3 separate regions of the Homo sapiens genome follow, and regions 1 and 3 are each linked to region 2. The links are chromatin loops, found by intact Hi-C in ENCODE. Cell type or tissue: gastrocnemius medialis. All regions are shown on one strand. Links, peaks and the distances in the headings refer to the core of each region. The heading gives the core; the rest is flanking DNA.

Region 1 (7,823 bases), core at 1,911-6,910, 110 kb before region 2:
TTGACACAAAGAAAGCGTATAAATTTTATTTTGGTTTGAACAACAGAAATTTGCCTCTCAGAATTCTGGAGATTGGAAAGTCTAAGGACTAAGCTGCTGGCCAATTTAGTTCTTAGTGAGGACTCTCTTCCTGGCTTGTAGATGGCTGCCTTCTCACTGCATCCTCAGAGAGAGAGAGAGAGAGGGCTCTTGTGTCTCTTCCTTTCTCATAAAGCGTCAGCTCTCTTGTATTAGGGTCCCACCCATAATTACCCCCTTATATGCCCCATCTACAAATAGAGTCACATTGTGGGTTAGAGCTTGGCAGTGAATAATTATGGAGGTTATTGTTGGCTTTAGAATTTCGTGGTAGAAACAATAAATTGCCTTTGTGTTTACGTTTTATTTTATTTTTTTAACATTAACATGTATTTGCAACAATGAAAACAGCAGGTGAATACATTCTGGGTAGGGGAAAAAGTTAGAGGAGTGCTATCCAGAAGTTATATTTCCTAGGAATATGGGGAATAAAACATTCAATATTGGTGGTTCTAATAGATGAATTAAATTTAATTTGATGTGGAGTGGCCATGTCCCCTGTCTCGGGATGCCGTGTGAAGCCTGGCTCTTGTGACAGCTGTTTAGATTTGCTGAAAGATGTTTTAAGTGTCCTAGGAAAGAGGTTTCCATTCATTCTAGAACTGATAGTTTTCTCTTAAAGTGTTAATTTACATTTTAATGTTGATGTGGTATCCATCTCAGGTTAATGTTTGGCACTAGGTAATTGAATTTTTAAAAATCTCATTTTATTTTCTGTCTGCTTTTGGGAGAGAGAAGTGGTTAGGTTTTTATTACAGGAAGGATTTTTCTCTTTCTCTATTATAATACCTGAAAGCAAATATATATAAGCTATACATGAAGTCATTACAATTCTTTTTTCTCATTTTATTTTCACTTTTGGGAAAGATTGCTGCCAATATTTGTGAGATCTCTTTTCAGTTCTATCTTTTACTTCTGCATGTCCGTTATCTTAGCCATGCAATGTTTAGTTTGAGGCAGTTTCACCCAAGGGACATACCTTAGAATAGACTCTCATGGCCAGTAATGAATGACTGATGGAGGGAACAGCAGTTTATAGGTTTTTTGTTGTTTTTAAGGAGAAAAATTAACACCCTTCATCAAACCTCCTCTTTCTTCCTTCTCTCCTCCCCTCCATCTCACCCTGCCTCCCCTTGGGATCTTACTCCTGTGATTAGTTTGGGTTCCACACAAAGAAAGATTTATTACTTTAATGTCTTTGTGATTTAGTTTTATGTGATCTTCCTAGGGACACCAGGGAGTACACGCTCCCCTTTCTGAATATGTTGTAAGCTCCTTTGAGGCAAAAATGAATGTTCCTGTGTTACAAGAACAGAGCAGCCCTTATCATCTTCTCGAATCTTATCTTTCTGAGTTAAACATTTGGCATCAGTGACGAAGTAAGACCAGACATTGAGGATGAGACGTCAAATCCAAGTTTGTAGAAAACACACAGTTGATGCATCTCACATCTCTCAAATTCTTCTCTGTGGACTCTATGCTTACTGTTCCTGAAGATGTTCACCAAATGGGACCAAACCTCCAAAAAAGGAGAATTTTAATTTCTTCTTACCCTACTTAGATGCTGGATTGCATAATGTGGTTGTAATCTTTAACTATTTTTTTAAAAAATATTTGAGATTAAAAAATACTTAGAGGGGCAATAGTTAGGGCAGGGGAGTGTTCAGTCCCTTTATGAAGATGTTTTTTGGCTGGGCTAGCACCTCGGCCTTGTGTTGAAGGAGTGAGAAGTAACTTGTACCACCGGCCACAGCTCTAGCTTGTGTTGGAAGTTTTGCAGAGTTGTTGATCCTCTGCCAAGTAGACCAGTGATTCCACCTAAATGGGTAAGTTGGTTTTATCATCCATTATTCCACGGAGGTGTATATTGGCTCAGGTTGAAATGTTGTTGATATCCACTTTGCACTCTGAGCAAGCCCGCCACATTCATGATTGGATTGATTGGTGTCTCACAAGAACTCCAGAGACACACCATCTCTCCTGTTTGGCAGGTGATGAACCTGAGGCTCAAAATGAACAAGTGACTTCCCAAGGCCAATGATAAGCACTAGACCATTAATTTCTTCTTTAGATGTCAAGTCCTTTCCATTCTGCACTGGCACAGACATCTCAAGTTGAGGCCTATAAGCAAACACCTATGTCCTAACCAAAAGACTAGGATTCCCAAAGAAATTATACAAGATGATTTAAATTTCCTGGACCTTTCCTTTTATGGTGTGCCTATCAGTTAGGATTCTTTACAAATAACAGATAACCCAAATCAAAATGCTTAAGCAAAAAACATGATTTTTTAAAAATCTCATGTAGCTGAAAGTACAGAGTAGGGCAGATATCAGAGTTGATTGATTCAGAGGCCAGATGATGTCATCAAGACCTGCATTCTGCAGTCACGCTTCGTCTGAAAGCTGGGTCCCTTGTTTTCTGGGAAGAATTCAGGACAATTCGCAGACGGAGAGCATTTTCCCAAGCAACAATTTTGAGAGGAACCCTGATCAGATGGTTTATGTAAAACGACCAGATGCTGTGGCCAGGGAAGGAAAGATGCTGCCCTGGTCACCCCTGGCATCATGTAGTGTCAGCCTTCCCCATAGCCCATGGAGCAGGGGAGGATAATGGGATAAAAATCCACATGGCCTCTTTAAGGAGAAGCGGGTGGGAAGGTGAACACTGGATAGTAAACTAATAACGGCCATCCGGTGTTCACATGCTACAGACATCAAAGCCTAATTCTCTTCGTTTTCAGATAGAATCTTCAACTCGGAGGCACCAGTCTCTCTCACTTGAGGAAAGAATGCGAAGGAAGGAATGGCCTGACTTCCTCATGTGTGCCCTGTTTCTCGGTAGGCACCATGTGGGGGCTGCCACACATGTGCCGAAGCTTTGGGAACGTTCCGTTTAAATACCAATTTCGATGCCAATGCCTAACATGGAGCACAAATATCCAGGTACCTCTCTGATTTCTTCTCTTATGCTTCAAACTCTTTGAGAACAGAAATTTTTCTCATTTGTGTTTGTATCATCTGTAGTATTTAGCAATGCCTTGCCTATAGTAGGTAGGTGCTTAATGACTATTGTATTCCATTAGGGCCTATTCAGTGATGGTTTAAGTTTAGAAAAGAGTTTCCCTTGCATTCAGTTTGCCAGTTTTTGATCAGCATCATTAAAGGAGAACTAGCTTTACCTCTTTAATAATTTGTTTAATTCTAAATCAGTAAAATTTTTGTGGTATGCTGACGACATGGCCTAAGCTATTGCAGGAGGTTGAGATATTCAAGGTGATAGAAAAATATCTAAGACCAAATTCCTGTCCTGAAGAAGCTCACATAGTTGTGGGAGCCATAGATAAGAAAGAAGCATTTACGAAGCACATCAAAAGTGTCTCAGAAGAGCTGTATACTTGGCCATGGGGGCAGCAGGTAAGAAGAGGAGGGAAGGGAAGAGGAGGGGAGGGAAGAGTAAGAGAGGGGAGGGAAAAGGAGGGAAGGGGAGCAGAGGAGAAGACTCCCGTAAATCACAATATCCAAATTTGGCAACTATTTTGTTCTGATTTTATTGGTTCTTCACCCAAAACATATTGCCTAAGACACCCCTTGATTCAACCTTCCTCCCTCTTAATTTCCAGAAATATGAAGTTGTCAGTAAGGTCAGCCAAAAATCACGTTTGACATGTGGTGGAAATTCTGGGTGTCCTTTGTAGATGAAACTCATATAAGCAAAAATTCTAGTGGCATTTTGGTGGGAGAAGGAAGAAAGGGAAGAGTGAGGTTAAGGAAATATTTCCAAACGTATTAATTGAACGTGTACAGGTATAACAACACCTCCAACACTGTCCTCTTCTAGTCTGACTCCTGGGGGGAAAGGGGGAGTGAGACTAGAAAGGGTTGTCAGGGTGGAACACAGGGCTGGAAGTTGGAAGGCATCCCTGGGTGCTCACCTTTCAGCTCCCGCTCAAGCATCCCCTCAGCCTGCACACCTCCAGGACTTGCTGCTTTCTGTGCTGTTCTCAACACCAGGGTCCTTTCCTCCAGAAGTGGGACCTCTTAAGTGTGAGAAAAGAACTTGTTCTTTTAAGATGGTACCTGAATGACTTTTGAAATTTAATTAGAACCTGTAGTTTTTCAAAGCCTCCTGTTATAGACCGAATGGTACCCTCCTACATTCATATACCGAAGCCCTGACCCTGGCGTGGCTGCATTTGGAGATAGGGTCTCTAAGGAGGTGATTGAGGTTAAATGAAACCATAAGAATGGAGCTCCAATCCAGTAGTGCTGGTGTCCTTGCAAAGAAGAGGAAGAGGCATCAGAGATGCACAAGCATGGAGAAAAGGCCATGTGAGGACACAGCAAGAAGGTGGCTGTCTGCAAACCTGGAAGAGTGTCCTCACTAGAAGCCATCCATGCTAGCACCTTGAACTCCAGAACCATGAGAAAATAAATTTCTGTTTTTAAGCCACCCAATCTGTGGTATTCTGTTACGGCAGCCCAAGTAGACTAGTATACCATGCAAATAGACCACCATCATACACTCTAGCATCAACGGGCACAGGGGGATTCCCTCAGCTCTCCATGTTGGGGCATTTCCTAGTAGTTTGGAAGGTGCTTTCTATGGGATAATTCATACTCATATTCCTAACAATGACTTTTAATTTGTTTTTAAAAGTGCTGATTAGCCTATGATATATTACAGATGGCTAGGCTGCCATGTTTGTATGTGCAGCTGTTTCTTGAATTGACACTTCTACGTTTTCCTACAGCCAAGTGTATTCATTACAACATTCACGGTCAACAATAGTCCATTAAGCAACACACTTCTGACTGTGGGCAGTGGCTTTTGGAGTTATCACTAATTGTGAAACTCCAGAAAGGACAGGGCTAATGTCTTTGGATAATGAAGGTCACCTTCTAATGACACATGAGCCTCTCTGGCCAGTCCCGTGTCTGGTCTGGCCCCCAGCTTACTGACTTGTAAGGATGGTTTGCACTTCGGTTTCGTCTTTCAGTTCCGGGGTTGTGCACCTGTTGCTTGCTCAGGAAGTTTTGTGTGATAATTTGTGGCCCAACTGCTGACTTCCGTGCCCATCACCAATGGCTATGGCCAGCACACTCCTGGTCCAAAGTGGTAGGAAACTTGGTCCAAAGTGGTAGGGGAAGCTTGAGGATTTAGTTTATCTTTCTTTCTAGAGAAGGCTACTTGCATATTAGGGAGTACCGACACTCTGGTGTGAATAAACAGACACCAAACTGAACTCTTTAGAGCACTGCTGGGGCTATTTACTCTACTTAAATAATTTTGTAAAACTAGGCTTGTTAAAATGGACACTAAAATAAAAACCCCTTGAGTTTCTTTGATAAGGAGAGTATCCTGACCAAAGCACCCTTTTCAAGTCTAACCACCTGGTAGATGCAGGAACATCCTTGTAGATTCAGCATCTTTTCCACTGTGTGTGGTTACAGCCATGGAGAAAAAGTTACATCCCTGTACTTCCACTGATTTTTTTCTTTAATAATACTTTCCGTGTTTTAGGATGTTAGATATCAGAGATTTCACAAGCTCTGACTGTAATAGGAGAATGCATAATGTGAATTATGCACTGCAGAGGTGAGTACACAAGTTGGCTAATGATAGGTTACATGGCTTGCAATTTGGGAGCCAGAAGCAAGTCAGCCCAGGGGATCCCTGTGGTGTGGAGCAGCTCTGTGTCTTGACTATGGTCATGGGTGTACAAATATAGATGTGATGAAGCTGTATAGAATTAATACGCATACACACACACACACAGAGTACAAGTAAACCTGGGGAAATCTGCATAAGACAGGTGGATTGTCTCAATATTAGCATCCTTGTTGTAATATTGTACTATGGTTTTGAAAGAAGCTAACATTGGGGTAAAATGAATAAAAAGTACATGGGCTCTGTCCCTATTATTTGTTACAACTGCATGTGAATCCATGTTTATTTCCATAAAAATTTTAATTTATGAAAGTTAGATTTACCTCCTAAATATAATTTTAAAATCTCTAGATGTTACCAAAACAGTGGGCGAAATATTATCTGATAAAGCACAAAAGTGCAATCGCTCTCTTAATTACTTTAACTGTGGATAATGTTTTCCAGACTGTTCTACGGATGGGCATGAAAAATCAATTAACATGCACTCCTGTTAGGCTGAAAGATGGTATCCCTATCCCATGGAAGTCTTGGGGCAGATAAGTGAAGACATTTGAACATTTAGAACTATGCTGCTGAAACAATTTCAAATTTTTTCTGATTATAAACATGAAATCAACCATAAAGAAGAAAAAATCTATTATCCCAAGATTCAGAGATGACCATGGTTAACACTTTATTATAGTTTCATCAGTCTTTTTCTCTTTTCAAATATATATTTACTTATAATAAGTGTTTCCCCGTTTTCTAGGAAACCCTCATAAACGTTTCCACGGCTTTCTGAAGCACATTCAAAGTGTGGTTGCACAAGTCTGGTACTCTCACAGTGCACATCTGTGTGGCTGTCAGGCTGGTGTCCATGCTGATGGGCTGGCATGTGTTCCAACTGGACATGCCATGCTTTATGAAATACAGCTAGGAATTATTTTGAATATCACCCCTGGATTGTACTATTTGGATTAACCATCTCTTTGATGTTGGGTAGGAAAGTTGTTTCGAAGTTTTCATTATGATAAACCATGCTGTAATGGAAATATTTTTGCCTAATGCCTTTTCTGAATTTTAGGTTATTTATTTAGGATAGATTCCCAGGAGTAGAATTAATGGATAAAAATGTATGACTGTTTTTCAGGCTTTTAATATGCATTGCCATATTTCTTTCCAAAAAGGGTGCAGTCTTCAGACATACAGACTGTGCAGGGGTTTCCAACAGTAGGCAAGCTCTCTCTCCTCTTTGTCTCAACTTTTCTGACGTTATAGCTAAAATTTGATACATACCTCGTTGCTTTAATGTGAAATGAGGTCAGGTATTTTCTTAAATGTTTGTTAATGACATTTGTGTTTTTCTTGCTTATGAATTGCTTACGTATATACTTTGTGTATTCATTGGGACAGGGGCCAAATCACGCCACACTAATGTTACTTGTCATGAATATTTGGATATTAATGGCTTTCTTTATTGAGAACTTTAGTACTTTGTAATACTTAAAAGTGTGAGAGACTGGGGACATTCAATTCTTTTTTGTAAACTTAACTGTCATCTTCTTGCTATTTCCATGTTGCATTTAGAATACAGATACCCCTTGACTTACAGTGAGGTTAAAATCTGATAAACCCATCATAAGTGGAAAACACTGTGAGTCAAAAATGCATTTAATACATCTAATCTAACCACCATCTCATAATCTAGCTTACTTTAAACATGCTCAGAACACTTACAATAGCCTACAGTTGGGCAAAATCATCTCACACAAAGCCTGCTTTGCTTGACTATCTCATGTGACGTATTGAATACTGTGCATTATGTCAAAGTTGCGATGGTTTCGTGCCATTGTGAAGTTGAAAAATTGTAAATCAAACCATCATGAGTCAAAGGCTGTCTGTGCAGTGAGGAGAGTGAGGTTTGATGTGAAGCCCAAACTACGGGCAGTGAAGGAGTAAGCGTGTATGTGGTGTTATCCAAGTCCAGGCTGCCATCTCAGTGCCCCAATCCTGGCTGATGCAAGGACACACTTTAAGAGAATAAAATCCACTTTCCGAATCCCCAACCCACCTGTCTGTACCCTGCTTACTCCTTT
Region 2 (7,823 bases), core at 1,173-6,172:
GCCTGACTAATATGGTGAAACCCTGTCTCTACTAAAAATACAAAAATCAACTGGGTGTGGTGGCATGTACCTGTAGTCCTAGCCACCTGGGAGGCTGAGACAGGAGAATTGCTTGAACCCAGGAGGCAGAGGTTGCAGTGAGCCAAGATCGTGCCACTGCACTCCAGCCTGGGTGACAGACTGAGACTCCATCTCCCCCGCCCAAAAAAAAAAAAAAGTCAGTACAAACTAACTTCTAAAATGAATGTATTGTTAGTGAGTTTGGTTACTAGGTACAAATACATTGGTAGGAAGATAAGAGAATCCAGATTTGAGTGTACCTTCCTCTTTTAAGCATCAAGTCCATAGTTTGTTCTTCCCATTTCCTGACGGTAAGACACTCCTCTAGGCAGCAGAGCATCCTTTTGTGGCCCAAATACTAATTAATTTATGATTAGTACACAAAGCATGTTTCCTACTCAGCTTTTTCTAATCCTCCAAAATAATGTCCTGGGCGTTACTGAAACACTTTGGAACTGAACTGAGAAAACCATTCATTCATCCCTGTGAAACTATGTCCCATGTAGCCAACTGGACAGGCCAAGTTTCCAGCTGTGGGTGATGGACACCTGGCTGCGGAACATGAGGCAAGGGCTCTAAGGCTGTCCTAGTGCCAGAAAGTGTTTCCTTCGTTCACCTAAGACTTTCCCCAAAGATGCATTCCTCTGAGTTACAAAGGCTTTTATTGAAATGTGGGTTTAACAAGAAAGCCAGCACCTTACCCTGTTTGGGTTGGGAGCTCTCTGAAGGCAAGATCACCAAGCTGGGGGTGGAGCACATGGCGTGGGGACAGCCCCTGCCAGCATCAGGCAGAAAAACCTGGGCACCAAAAGAAAGGGGGTATGACATCTATGGCATTGAGGACTATAGCCTGAAGTGTCACATTCTTAGTGGCACAAATCCAGTATCTTAAAACCCATAGAAAGAGCAAACGCATCTTTACTGAATTCCTCCAAGGGCGGTTCCTCGGATGTGTGTCTCCCAAGGTGTCATTTGTCTTCTACCATGATGAGCCCAGCACCAGAGAAAGTGGAAGAACTCAGGCTATCATCGTTCTCAAGATTTTGATAAACCCAACTTCACATTCATTAGTTAATTAACTGAACACATTCATTAAGTACATTGTATACCAATCCCTACATGAAAATTAAAGGGGAAGAGTTTCCGTCTTCTCCTTCCCTACATCAACCTGAAAGCAAGAAGCAAACTTAATTCATTTCATTCTTGGTTATCACATTCTGTCACACAAAAATTCTGGCAAAGGGTGAAAATAATGTGTCTGTGATCTCAGTTCATCGGAATGTGATGGACTGGGATAAAATTACTCAAAGCAACTATACTTAAAGAGCTGCATGGCACATCTACTCACTGAGTTTGAAGCATGGGCTATTGCTCTCAATGGAAAATAAGTGAGAGACCATTTTCTTTCTGCTGATGCAATGTTGGTATTGGAAAGGAGGTCATGACAATAAACTCAGAGAGGATCAGCTCCTGCAATGTGGTTCTGAGAGGCAGGATGTCACAGCCACACAGGAGTGGCAGCATTAGCTTGGGTCTCATCCCTTTCGTGGCAAAGGTCCTTCTCCCGTCCAAAGGGCAGTTTGTGTCACAGTCTTTTGGGAAACCTCACTGAGAGAGATGCTGGTTGGTTCAAGGGTTTAGACTTGGTGATTTGGCCTTTAATTCTTTCTTTTGCTATGGTTTTGTTTTCACTGTCCTTGTGAGCTCTATGTTTGTGTATATGAGGCAGCAACTGTCTCCATCAAAATCTCTCTCTTAATATAGATCATTTTCCTTTCCTCGGCACTATCTGGCCAAATAACAAGGCAGTGCCATGAACACTTGCGTTTCTCAATTTTTTTTTTTTTTTTTAGTTTATTTTGAGATGGAGTCTTGCTCTGTCACCCAGGCTGGAGTGCAGTGGTGCAATCTCAACTAAATGCAACCTCCGTCTCCTGGGTTCAAACGATTTTACTGCCTCAGCCTCCTGAGTAGCTGAGATTACCACGTGCCTGGCTAATTTTTGTATTTTTAGTAGAGACAGGGTTTCACCATATTGACCAGGCTGGTTTTGAACTCCTACCTCAGGTGATCCACCCACCTTGGCCTCCCAGAGTGCTGGGATTACAGTTGTGAACCACCATGTCTGGACTGCGTTTCTCTTTTTGACTTGTGTGTCAGGTTCTTCATGCTGTAGCTAGATTACTGAATGTGTAGGCAAATAATTTCTTATGAAATCGACTTACGTTTTAAGTACAAATGAGTAGCTCACATTTTAAGAGAGACCGTGGTGGAGCCTTTGAAATTCATGTTTGCCTTTTTCTAGTTTTATGTATTTTTGAAACAGGAAGTTTAATACACTTGGTTCTCTGACATTGGGGTATAACCTACAGCACTTCCGTCTTACGTTTATGCAAGTACAGCATGAATTACAAGTCCAAGCATAAGATATTTGAGGGAACAGTATAAGAAAATGACTAACAGAACTCCCAAATATCCCATCAGAGCAACACCAATGCCCTAACTTAGAAATTCCCTAATTTAGCAATAAAAACACTGCCTGACTGAGGTTTTGTTTTCACTATGAACTAGGTGATAAGCCAAGCCCAAGGCCTCTGACACTGCAGATAAACTTGTGCTTTGACTTTCTCTGTGCAGTAGGCGTGGAGTAAGTAAGAACCTCTTCCCACTTCTATCAGGGGTACTGCAGGCATTGCTCTGAGAATTTGGACCCGACCACATTAATATTCCCAATCCACATCAGGAATGTAAATTCCATTCCTTCCGGGGTATTTTAAAGATCACACTTCTAAGTCATAAAGCCGTCTGCACCAGTGTCTTGTGAATAATTGGGTTGGTTTAGAATCTGTTTATGAACAACTGCAGCCAGGATGTGAGCATCACAGCAATCACCCATGGTGTCCACAGGCAGCGGGGGAGACAGAGCCCCTCCCAAGAGCATGATGTGTCACTCTGAGCCTGAGTGAAGAGGGTGGCTCTGAGGAAAATGCAGACTCAGATGATGGGCCGCCACCAGGGAACAGGGAGGCGTGGCGGCCAGTTGCCACACTGGAGTCAGCTGTAGGCATGATGAAAAGACACGGCGCTGGGGATTATGTGTGAGCTAACTAACTCCCAGTGAGATAGAGGGTAGCTCAGCTTCTACTGGATGTTCCAGTAGGAGGCTTACTTCCTGGCAAGCCTGGTAGAGTTTCAGGGCACAGCCGAGCCAGGACCTGGCACATCCCAAGGGGCAGAGCTGGCCTTGAAGAAGTCAGGCACTCAGAGGAGGAGGCAGTTGGCCAGTTGGTCATGCCCAATTTCTTCTTCTTGTGCACTACTTTTTGGAGTGGAAACAATTCTTCTCTGTGGCCTTTTATTACGCTGGCCTTTGCCATTGTGAAAAAAATATTTTTTATAGACAGGCCACAAAGAGGCCTGACATTTCTACTAAACAGAATGTTGAAAGCCACAAAGATTACTAATAGCTATCAGTGGATAGATCATAGATTATAAAATAAGTTGCACAGTGTGATTTTAATTTATTTGTGCAGTATTTTTATAAGAAGTATTTCTCTTAAAATTGATCTAAGAAATAAAAATTAGAGAAACAAAACCAACAAAGATTACAAACCCTTAAAGGGAAATCAAATTTGCTAAAAATCTAGTCAAAATGAAAATTATCAAATAGGCCAGTCCTAGCATTGAAAAGAAATATATATGTATGTAATTTCTGAATTTTCCAGTATTTTTCTCCACCCTCCCATATGTGCTATGTAACTAAAATCCACTCGAATGCAATCTCCTTTCTGCACTTGTTTATACCCTCTAGATAAGACACAAGTTGACAAAAGAATGGGGAAATAAAATATTTTAATAGCATTCCAGTTGGTTAAATTATTGAGTTAGCTCCTCTCCTTCTGTAACATATTTTGGAATGACTTCAAATTTTATGAATGAAAAGTCCTTGTAGTTTTTCTCTTTAGGGCATGAGTTCTTTAAAAATAAGCACTGTGTCTTACTCATTTTGGTAACACTAGCAGTAGTGCATTTTACCTGGCACATAGAAGGAACTTAACCACTGTTGAATAGAGAATTATTGCACTGGTTTTTAGTTTCTCTGCATTGTTGAGTAGTATGTGGATAGCCTTCCAGTGTAAGAGCATTGCTCATCCTGATCAAGAGAACTGGGATACACCCATTGCAGAGGTTTGGGACCCTGCTGCAGTGAATCCCAAAACCAGATTTTGGGGACTGTTATTTATACTGTAAACTGCAGCTACTCTTTCTGAAGCTGGTAAATTTTACTACTACATTGCAGGGGCCAAACATCTGAACCTGGAATCAATATTTCTGGGTTTCCTTAAGCAGGAAAAGAATGGGATTCAGATAAGAAAGACCTCTGGATCTTTTGATAAACACATTATCAGTTATCACGATTTATCCTAGCTATTATTTACATTTATATGCTAATATTTATGTTATTTATAAATATGCTTATTAGCCAAGTGTCAGAAAATATCTAGCCAGAAAAGTCATATTTTTTATGGGTTTACGTAAGGAAATATAAAAGTTAAAGGCAAGTAGGCTGTGTGTGGTGGCTCATGCCTGGAATCCCAGCACTTTGGGAGGCTGAGGCGGGCAGATCACGAGGTCAGGAGATTGAGACCATCCTGGCTAACACGGTGAAAACCCATCTCTACTAAAAATACAAAAAATCAGCCAGGCTTGGTGGCAGGCGGGCACCTGTGGTCCCAGCTACCGGAAGGCTGAGGCAGGAGAATGGCGTGAACCCGGGAGGCGGAGCTTGTAGTGAGCCTAGATCGTGCCACTGCACTCCAGCCTGGGCGACAGAGTGAGACTCCTTCTCAAAAAAAAAAAAAAAAAAAAAATTTAAAGGCAAGTAGTGCGGGTGAGGAACTGGTAACCATTTTGCCTTGTGAGTGCCGCCAGCTGACCTTCCATGATGTCTGCATCTCTGTGCCTGAAGGTTTTCTTCTGTGATCAAAACAGCTGCTTTGACCCTAGGCTAGGTAATCACTTCCCTACTACCACCGTGAAGCAATGATGCTAAACCCCAGTGACACACCAGTTCCATTGTCCCTCAGGTGTAGTCACTCTGAAGCCTGGGACTTGCATTGTTTCCCAGAGTTTCCATGGGGAGCAAAGGCTCAGTTACCCATGGTGGTGAAGGACGTAAGAACATGCCTCTTTGGACTCCTTCCCCTCCAGTCCCCTTCCTGTGCCACTTCCCCACTTTCCTGCAGAATTGGGGCACCTGTCCAATAGCCCCTTGCATCTAGACTATTGTCTCAGCATCTGATTCCAGGGGAACCCAAACTAAACAAGTGATCAGGGAAAACCCCTGCTTCAGATCACTGAATGCCCACTGAAAAATGTGAGTGGAGGATGCCCCGTGAGGTATAAGAAGGAGGACCATAAACCCCAGGCCGAGAACTCGTGGACCAGCTGTGTGCGCAGAGACGGGCTTTTCCAAAAAGACAGACAAACCATCAAGTAAGAATGTGGTGCAGGGGCTCAGAAGAGCCCTAAACCTTCTATGCCTTCTGTCCTCTCTGGTAAATATTGCCATAACTGGCTTATCAAATCCAGACATCGTACCTAAGAGGTGTGAGTGTAACATACAAGAAGGAGCAGCATTTGGGGCATAATAGTGTCTTCTTTCCAGAATTTCTCAGTGAAGCATTCTTTCATTCCCCAAGACAGAGTTAACTGTTGCTTTCTCTGTTTCTCTAGAACCCTGCTCACTTGATATATCAGCTTCCTAGGGCTGCTGTAACAAAGCACCACAAACTAAGTGGCTTACACAACTGAAACCATTTTCTCATAGTCCTGGAGGCCAGAAGTTCAACATCAAGGTGTTGGCAGGGTTCGTTCCTACTGAGCACCATAAGGGAAGGATTAGTTCCAGGCCTCTCTTCTGTGCTGGTAGATTTCAAGTCTCTTCCTGAAGCTTCAATTCTCCCTGAGGCTTCAATTCTCTTCCTCTATGAATATCTCTGTGTTCAAATTTCCCCTTTTTCTAAGGACATTAGTCATATTGGATTAGGGCTCACCCTCACGACTTCATTTAAACTTGATTACCTCTGTAAAGACCCTCTCTTCAAATAAGATCAGATTCCGGGTACTGAGAGCTTGTTTGGAGGTTCTAGCGGGGGAACGCAGCTACTCGTAAACCCTTGACCAAAGACTGGTCTTCCTCTATCGCGGATGGTTTTCCTCTTTGACCGAGCGTGCAGCTTTGGGAGGGACGCACATGGAGGGGTGACGGAGGAAAGGGATACCCGCCTGGCCAGCCAGATCAGCCGATGCAACCCTAGCGATCAGTGGGGAGACAGATGTCACAGCGAGATCTCCCTCACATCCAGATTCTGGGTACTGAGAGTGAGGACTTTCACATATGAATGTGGAGGAACACAGTCCACTCACAGAACACCACCATGAACCACTGTGTTGCCGTCATTCTCTTTCCCTTCCCCAGCACACTATGTGCCCCTCAGATTTGGTCTCTTTGCCTCTGGCATAGCTGTTGGAATATTTTTCTTTTTACTAAATTTTATTTTACTTTGGTATGAAAATCTACCCTCTGGACAAATGTTTAAGCATCCAATACGGTATTGCTCATTATAAGCACAATGTCGTAAATAGCAGATCTCTAGAGCTTTTTCATCCTGCATAACTGAGACTTCATGCCCGTTGACCAGTAACTCTTCATTTACCCTGACCCTCAGCCCATGGTCACCAGCAACCCGCTCTTCGGTTCTAGGAGTCTTACTGTTTTTGGTTCTTCATATGAGTGGAATCTTGCAGTATTTGTCTTCCTGTGACTGACTTATTTCACTTGGCATAATGTCCTCAAGGTTCATCTGTGTTGTTGCATATCCCCACATTTCTTTCTTTTTTAAGACTGAATAGTATTCTACTGTATGCATATGCTACATTTTCTTTCTTCATTGATTTGTCAGTGGACAGGTTCTCAGGTTGTTTCCACATCTTGGCTATGGTGCATAGTGCTGCAACGAACACAGGAGTGCTAATATCTCTTTGAGATCCTAATTTCAATTCTTTTGGATAAATAACAGCCAGAAATAGATTGCTGAGTCATTTGTGGTTCAATTTTTAATTTTCTGAGGGACCTCCATTCTGCTTTCTGTAACAGCTGTGCCATTTTGCATTCCCAGCAACTGTGTGCAAGGGTTCCAGTTTCTCCACATCCCTGCCAAAACATGTCTTTTTAAAAAAATAACAGCCATTCTGACAGGTGTGAGATGATACCTCATTGTGGCTTTTATTTACACTTTCCATATAATTGGTGACATTGAGCAGCTTTTCATACACCCGCCAGCCATTTGTATGTCCTCTTCGGAGAAATATCTTTTAAACACTCAGAATAAGTGAAAGAGTGAATAAAAAGTAGGTGTTCCATAGATATCATTGAATGAATGAACTGTTAGCAAATGTATAATAAGGTGCAAATGAATGATATCAGATTCTTCCTGAAAGTAGGCTTTTACTTGTGTGAAGAGTTAGTGCTACAGAGAGAACAAGGGTTGTCAGTGTCTAACAAAGGTGGGAGGGGAGCAACTGATGGCAGCAAGGATGGGAATACTGAAACGGAAAGGGTGCCTTGAGACAATAAATACTAATTTTCCGTTTTTCCTGGGGCCATCCCTGTATATGGAGCTTTTGAACTCAAAATCTTGACCTTCCTTGTACTGTAGGTATAAGTGATTTTGTGGCCACGTTGGATACCCTTGGTCAAG
Region 3 (7,823 bases), core at 1,911-6,910, 59 kb after region 2:
TTTAACTGGTCTCGTTGCCTCTAATCTCTTAGCTCTGCAAGTAAGATTATTCCTCAAATCATGGTCACATAACCCACATCCTTAAACTCCTTCGAATGGCTCCAGAAAATGGGCATGATAAATTCCAAACATATTATCATGGCATGGATGCCCCACGGCCAAGCCTTAGCCTAGGTCCTTAGCCTTAGCTTCTACCTCAACTCCTGATGCACTCTGTGGCCCAGCTAGACCTCGCCACCAGATGTTTAGCATAATGCATTCACTCTCAGGACTTTATTTTATTCCACCAGCAGGGAAGGCTTATGCCGCCTAATCAAAGCTTGTTCATTCTTTAGGTTTCAGCTCCATCTTAGACCCTTCTCTGAAATTTTCCCCGAGCCCCTTCCTGGTCCCACGTTTGTTCTTCCTCTGAGATCTTATCCCAGTTAGTTCCTGCCAGTCCAGTTTCTTTTGCGTATGCAGCATCTTCTATCTGTCTCTATCTGCCCCACAAGAATGCCAGCTCCTGGAATACAGAACCCTGCTAGAGCTCTTTCTGTATCCCTACCAGGATTTCACATTGAACTTTGCAGACTCACCTCATAAGTGAATGCAGAATTGAATCCCCTAGGATCTGTTACGGTTCATAATAACTTGTAAAGTACATGTACTTCTCAGAACCAGTTTTTCGAGTGGAATGAGTCATATGAGGGTCAGGATATATCAGTGTGATATTTTGTAAGTAAGTCTAAAGCAGGAAGCATTAAGAAAGAAGTAGCTCAGAGCAAGGGATAAACAAGATTAAGTAGAAAGGGAAGTATGGGTCACCTTCCAACTCAGAAGATTAGAATTTCCACTTTCCATGTATTAAAAATAAATCTATGATCTGAAATCAAAGGTTGTGGTCAAAGCTCTCCCCTTCCTTGGAAAGCCTCTTGAAGGTCAGCACTTCAGAGTTTGCCTCTGTAGCCCCGAATTCAAATAGATCAGCTGCAAGCTTGAGATGCTCAAGATGGGAGCTATGGAATTGCGTGATAGATATTATAACCAAGAGGCAGGTTAGACATTTCTCTCTATTACACTTCATGTCCCTAACCCTTTCTGGGAAGAAAGAGAAAATGCTTCTATTGTGCACTGAAATTTAGTGGACTTCTCATCCGCTCAGCTGCCAGGCTAGAGACCTTGCCTTGAGGTTCTACCCGGCACATCGCTTGTTATCTTTTTTCTCTGCCAACAATTGCTATTATTTCTTCCTCTGAAGTTGACCTCAAATTAGACATTTCCTCTCCATTCTGTCACCTCTAATCTCCTCCTGCCCGTATTGTTTCCTGGCTGGCATTCTTGCCATTCATGTATCTCCCCTCAAAGCCACCCTCAATATTTTTGCAGCTATCTTCCTCAAACAAGGTTTAACCAGGTCACTCTGTTCTGAAGATTGCATCATGGATTCATAGTGCCTCAGCAACCATGTTCCATTTTCTCTGCCTAATTTTCAATCCATTCCTAACTTGGGCCCACCAGTTGTATGCAATTCTATTTCCTTCTTCTTTCTACAATGCAAAATTTAGTTCAGAGGTAGCATAACATTGCGGTTAAAAAAGCATTTATTTGGCTTTATGACCTATAAGCTATGACCCCTGAATAACTTCTATGTGCCTCAGTTTCCTGATAGGTTAAAGTAGGTGTAATCATATTCACCTTACATAGTTGTGGTAAATAGTAAATGATTCAATATACATAAAATGCTTAGAATGGTACTACTCCTAGTCAAAGCTGTAGGTACAGAGAAACAGATAATTATTAAGATGAAGTATATCTGCTTTCCTTTTTCAGCCCTGAACTTGCTCATACCTCTCCTTTTTATTTATTTATTTATTTTTACACAGAGTCTCACTCTGTCCCCAGGCTGGAGTGCAGTGGCGTGATCTTGGCTCACTGGAACCTCCACCTCCCAGGTTCAAGCAATTCTGCCTCAGCCTCCCAAGTAGCTGGGACTACAGGCGCATGCCACCACACCCAGCTAATTTTTGTATTTTTAGTAGAGATGGTGTTTCACCATATTGGCCAGGCTGGTCTCGAACTCCTGACCTCATGATCCATCCTCCTCAGCTTCCCAAAGTGCTGGGATTACAGGTGTGAGCCACCATGCCTGGCCCATACCTCCCCTTTTTATAGCAGTATCTAAACTCTGTAGCCTTTCAAGACTGTAACACATCCCACATCACTGACAAAAATTTAGCTCTTCTCTTCTCTGGACTCTTCCATCTTGTCCTTAACATCTGTTCTTCATAGACAGCCCCTCCAGCAAAATTTTTGGAGTAGGTTATGTTGAAATCCTCAGCTAAAATGTAATCTTCATTCATTCATTTGTTAACTTATTTTCTCAACAAACATCTCTTGAGAACATGTGCATGGTTTATGACCTTTCACTCAATAAATGTATCCTTGGTTGACCTGTAATCTGTACCTTTATAATATGAAAATAAACTTTTAACAAATGTATTGTTTCCTTTAATTTCTGCAACATTCATTGAGCTCCTATCTTTGCATTAGAAATGCAAAGATAAAACAAGAGTCCATGCCCTCAAAGAGCTCAGAGTCTAGCAGGAGATTCAAACTTACAAACTCATCATTTTAGTATCACAATATCAGAGCTTACATTCTATTATATTCTGGAAATGTTTGCATTGTTCCCATTCTGATAAAATTTCCTTCATATATATATATATAATATAAATGTATATATGTATATGTATGTACATATATATTCATATACATCATATATATATATTCCTTGCCACCTTTGTGGTGGGCAGAATAATGGACCCCAGGGATTCTGAGCCGATTCTGTCTCTGGGACATGTGATTAAGTTATGTCTCATGGCAAGGGGAATTAAGGCTGCCAATGGAGCTGAAGTTGCTTATCAGCTGATCTTGAGATAGGAGCCTCCTTCAGTGGGAGCTGGAGAGAACCACCCCACAAGTCCAAGTTCCTATCTCAAGATAGCCTTCGTTGCTCATCAGCTGATCTATAAAGACCTATAAGGGCCTTTATAAGTGAAAGGGGCAGGCAGGAGGGTCAGTGTTAGAGGGAGGCTGTGAATGGCTAAGCAGCCACTGCTGACTATGATGATGGCACCTGGCCATGAGCTGAGGAATGAGGACTTGCAATACCTTGATTTTAGCCCAGTGAGACCCCTTTTGGACTCTGACCTGCAGAATTGTAAGACACCTGTAGTAAATAGCAGCAATAAGAAACTGATATATCCTTAAAATGCAAGGTAGCAATTATCCCGGATGTCAGCATTGGTTCAGGCTAAATTAGATAAAGGGTTTCAAAAGCTTTACACTTATTAAAGTGAGAGAAAAAAATGCCATTTTAAACAGGCAAAGAATTGCGCAGTTATTGTGGTTGATCTAGGTCCATAATCCTGTAGACTTCCTTCCCCTCAGCTGAGCTGTTCAGGCATTCTCTATAGCTCTGACCACAAATCTGATTTCAGCCCGGGAGGTGGGAAGGAGCCTACCCAAGTTCACCTGCTTCTATTCCTGCTTGGAACACTCCTCCCAGTGTAGTTAAGAGTTACAGATTTATTTGGGTGGACAAGCCTCTGTCTTTCCCTCAAGTAAAATAACTAGGTCCTATGTTGTTTGCTGCTCCTGAACTATTTTGTATCTGAATTCCAGTCCTCTAAGCCTTTCTTTTCATGCAGTCCTTCCAAGGAATGCAACTCTGAGTCCAGACTTTTCACCCTTCTGCAAAATCCTCTTGACACCAGACACCTGACCATGGGATTTCCGAATGTGCCAGCTCCCAGGACCTCAGGCTGTCTTGCTAGGATGCCACCTGCTAACTTTAGTGTCGTGACGTGTTAGTCAAGCCCAATGCCATTCAGGTGCTGTCACTAGGCTCCGTGATCTTCCTGACTGTTCACATTTCCAGCTGCCCCTGCAGCTCAGGACAAGCTTAGTCAATTAGCATTTCCTTGCCCCACAAAGCCGACTCCATACTTTGCCCAGTCTTCAAGATCCAAATTTTTTTTCTCAGCAGCTGCCCCCCACCATCTCAGGGAGAAGGCAGTAGCTCTTGCACTTTGCAGTCTTTCACTGCCTTAAAGTGTCACCTCCCAGCTGATCTCTATGTACCCATCTCCCCGCCGCCCCACAGACTCCACCACAACTGCACCTAGACTCCCCTGACCCTCCTGCCTCCACCACTCACAACACCTGGGACTTTGCCATGTATCCGCACTTGTTTTCTTAAGGGAGAGAAATGTTTCTATATGCTTTATTCTTACTATTTTTTATTGTGATAAAGCACATATAACATAAAATTTGCAATTTTAACCATTTTGAAATCTACCATTCAGTGACATTAACGACATTCACGATGTTGTACACCCATCACCACCATCCCTCTCCAGAACTTCATCTTCCCAGATGGAAACTCTGTCCCCGTGAAACACTCCCCATTCCCCTCCCCCAGCCCATGGCAAACATCATTCTGCCTTCTCTCTCTGTGATGGTGACAGGTCTAGCAACTGCCATAAGGAGAATCACACAGAATTTGTCTGTGTTTGGCTTAGTTCACTAAGGATAATGTCTTTAAGGTTCATCCATGTCATACCCTGTGTCAGAATTTTATTTCTTTTTAAAGATGAATGATATTTCTTTGTTTGTCTATACCACATTTTGTGTATCTTTATTTATTTATTTTTTTTTTTGAGGCATAGTTGTGCTCTTTCACAGAGGCTGGAGTGTAGTGGTGCAATCTTGGCTCACTGCAACCTCCACCTCCTCGATTCAAGCGATTCTCCTGCCTCAACCTCCTGAGTAGCTGGGATTACAGTTGCGTGCCACCAAGCCCGGCTAATTTTTATATTTTTAGTAGAGACGGGGTTTCGCCATATTGGCCAGGCTGGTCTTGAACTTCTGACTTCAAGTAATCCACCTGAGTCGGCCTCCCAAAGTGCTGGGATTACAGGTATGAGCCACCACGCCCAGCCTTGTGTATCTATGTATTTATTGATGAACACTTATGAGTAATACCCTTGAACACGTGTATAGAGGTATCTGAGTCATTGCTTTCAATTCCTTTAGGTACATTTCCAGAAGTGGGTTAACTGGGTCATATGGCAATTCTACTTTCAGCTTTCAGGGGAACTGCCATGCTGTTTTCCACAGTGGCTGGACTATTGTACAATACATTTCCACCAGCAACGCTTGAGGGTTCCAATTTCCCCACATCCTGGCCAATGCTTCTTTTCTGTGTTCTTGTGTGTAGCTATCCTGGGCTGTGTGGTCCTTGTCCTTTCCTCACTTCTTCTCTGGCTCTTTTCCCGCAAGCTGCAAAACATGCAGATGTGTCCTCAGGTCTTAGAGCAAATTTTCTTTGGACAGGATTTTCACATGGATGTGTTTTGCTCTCAACTTTAACCCCAAATTCTTTTTTTTTTTTTTTTGCAGGAGACTAGAGTTTTAATGTTATGCAAATCAGTCTCCCCGAACATTCCATTCGAGGATCAGAGAGTTTAAGGACAGCTTGGTGGGCCGGGGGAAGCTGATGAGCCGGGAGTGCTGATTGCTCAGGTCAGAGATGAAATCATAGAGAGTTGAAGCTGTCTTCTTGTACCGAGTCAGTTCCTGGATGGGGGCCACAAGATCATATGAGCCAGTTTATCCATCTGGGTGGTGCCAGCTGATCCACCAAATTCAGCGTCTGCGAAATATATGAAGCTAAGCTCAAATTCTTAAAAGTAGTCCAAAGTCATTTGCCTTAGTCAATACCTCAGATTCTCTCCTTAATCTAACAAAATACGACATGTATAGCTGCTACATTCATGAAGCTTCGGGTTTCCAATTCTCTTTTTCCACCCTCATCCAACACAATTCCCTCTGGCCCTACCACTCCCAGTTCGGCTTGCATACTGGTGTCGTCAGCATCACCTGGGAGCTTGTGGGAGGTAGGCTCATCAGCCCTCCCCAGACATACGTAATCAGGATCTGCAGGGGCACAGGTCCCCACGTGGTTCCCTAGGCTCAGCTCTGCAGGGTTATAACCCATTGACATCCCCTCTTCCTTGAGACAATCTTGTCCCTGGGCACATCCCAAGCTGCTCTCTTGGGATGCATCTCCTGCCTCCCTGGAGGTTGCTTCTTGGCATCTTTGCTTGCCTGCCTCTTTGACCTCTCTCCCTTGACTTCAGAATCTTCCTGGGTTCTGTTCTTAGCCCCTCCTTTCAGAAACCCAACCCGTTCTTCCAGCATCATCTCATTCATTCATGTGACTTCCATAACTACTTATACAACTATTGGTCATGAAACTATCTCCAGCTCAGAGCTGTCTCTTGAACTCTAGGCCTATAATTTTATTTACCAGCCTGACCTCTCTAGCCTTATCTCCCCACTGAGTCTAGGAATCCCAGCACAGCAAAATCAAATGCCCCCAAGCTCTTCAGCTTCTACTTCTTAAGGAGACACCATCATCTTCCTGCTTACCCTGAGGTCCAATGCTAATTCCTGCTTACTTCTCTATTACAGTTAGGGACCAAAACCTGTTGATTCTATTTGCAAACACTCTATCTCAGAATGCCAGAAAACTCCAAAACATTCCTCTCTCCCAGACCTATGCTGCACAGTTTCAGAGGGTCTCTCCTGGGAATCTCCCCTACAAGCAGTTTTTCTCACAATCTCCTTCCCTCTGGGATCTGCATGGCACTGCTGTGGTGCAGCAATTCATCTTCTGTTACCTCTGCAATAGCCTTTAACTAAATTCTCACCTCTAGTCTCAGACCACTGCTACCTGTTATTTTTCAAAAATATGTATAGTCCTCTAATTCCTTTTCTTAAAAACATGCAATGTCTCCCCATTACCTATAAATGAAGGTCCACAGTCCTAAGGAATACACTCGTGGTCTTTTATGATCTGTTTAGAGTCTGTCCATTTTCTTAGCCTTGTCTTCCAGGTCTGTGTTCTAGACCATGTTTCTCAACCCTGGATGTCCGCCAGGATCACCTGTGGAGATTAAGAAACCAAGGCATCTCTGCCCAAGACTGGCCTAAACCATGAACTCTGCGAGTGGGATCCCAGCATTGGTAGCATAATAATTAGAGGACGAACAGATAAGCATTGCTGAGTTTCAAGTGCATATCCCCTCCTATGGCCTCCTGGAAGATGCCATCTTTAATCTCTACCCTATGACATAGAGCCATCTCTATTTAGGAGGAAAAAAAAAAGAAAGAAAAAGAGAGAAGGAACACTTTTCCCCTTGCAAAGGCAGCCTTTCTTGTAATATCCATAATGGATTTCACTTTCATTCTAATTTAGTAAAGATGAAAGCAAATGTAAGAAGTCCAGTAAAATATGATCTTCCAGGAATTAAGGCATGCCAGGGGACGCATTAACTTAATTGGTCTATATTAATAGAATGAAGGAAAATAACATTGTGATCTTCAGGGTGGACGATAAAAGCATATTTGTTGTCTAGCTGTAAGAGAAAATAATAAAGTCGTGTGTGTGAGGGTGTGTGTGGGGGCCGGGGGCCTGGAGGGGTTTAGACTTGTATTCTCTTCTTTAACTTTGCCTGTAAAGACTGACTTTACAGATTCTCCAATTTCAAAGAGTCCTCAGTGTGAATAAGATTTAATGAATATTCTGAATGGTGATGAAGATCATTTAAAAAATTCCAAGCAACTCAAAAGGAAAATAAAGGGGGTTTAGTCCCATATTTAGCCTCATCTTTATTTTGCCAAGATGCCATATTGAATTTTCCATCATATTCTCTATGAATCTTTCTGATTTGACCCTTTCAAATAGTAAAATATATTACTTTTAGTATTATCAT

Evidence for each region. A loop is a pair of places that touch in the nucleus more often than their neighbours do. Peaks named below come from ENCODE experiments on the same cell type or tissue, not always from the same donor. Only the 100,000 strongest peaks of a DNase experiment are listed, where the experiment ranks them.
Region 1: a loop joins it to region 2, with 2.4 times the contacts of the local background. A loop is called at or near these places in 1 of 110 quality-filtered maps.
Region 3: it touches region 2 in a loop (9-fold over the local background); 1 of 110 quality-filtered maps calls a loop at or near these places.

What each region holds. Positions count from the first base shown.
Region 1 is chr13:110,027,808-110,035,630 of GRCh38, reverse strand. LINC03082 (long intergenic non-protein coding RNA 3082) reads left to right here. Exons shown (of 3, transcript NR_187462.1): 3 at 1-377. Among named protein-coding and RNA genes, the nearest start is that of LINC00396, 22 kb to the left of the region's middle. In gastrocnemius medialis, for the core only: no CTCF peak of the experiment used is centred there; a DNase peak (open chromatin) is centred at 5,020.
Region 2 is chr13:109,913,699-109,921,521 of GRCh38, reverse strand. It overlaps the pseudogene RN7SKP10. Among named protein-coding and RNA genes, the nearest start is that of IRS2, 130 kb to the right of the region's middle. In gastrocnemius medialis, for the core only: no CTCF peak of the experiment used is centred there; a DNase peak (open chromatin) is centred at 3,111; H3K27ac peaks cover 1,761 bases.
Region 3 is chr13:109,855,729-109,863,551 of GRCh38, reverse strand. No RefSeq gene overlaps it. Among named protein-coding and RNA genes, the nearest start is that of IRS2, 73 kb to the right of the region's middle. RefSeq lists an enhancer at 4,761-5,960. In gastrocnemius medialis, for the core only: no CTCF peak of the experiment used is centred there; a DNase peak (open chromatin) is centred at 3,841; H3K27ac peaks cover 1,569 bases.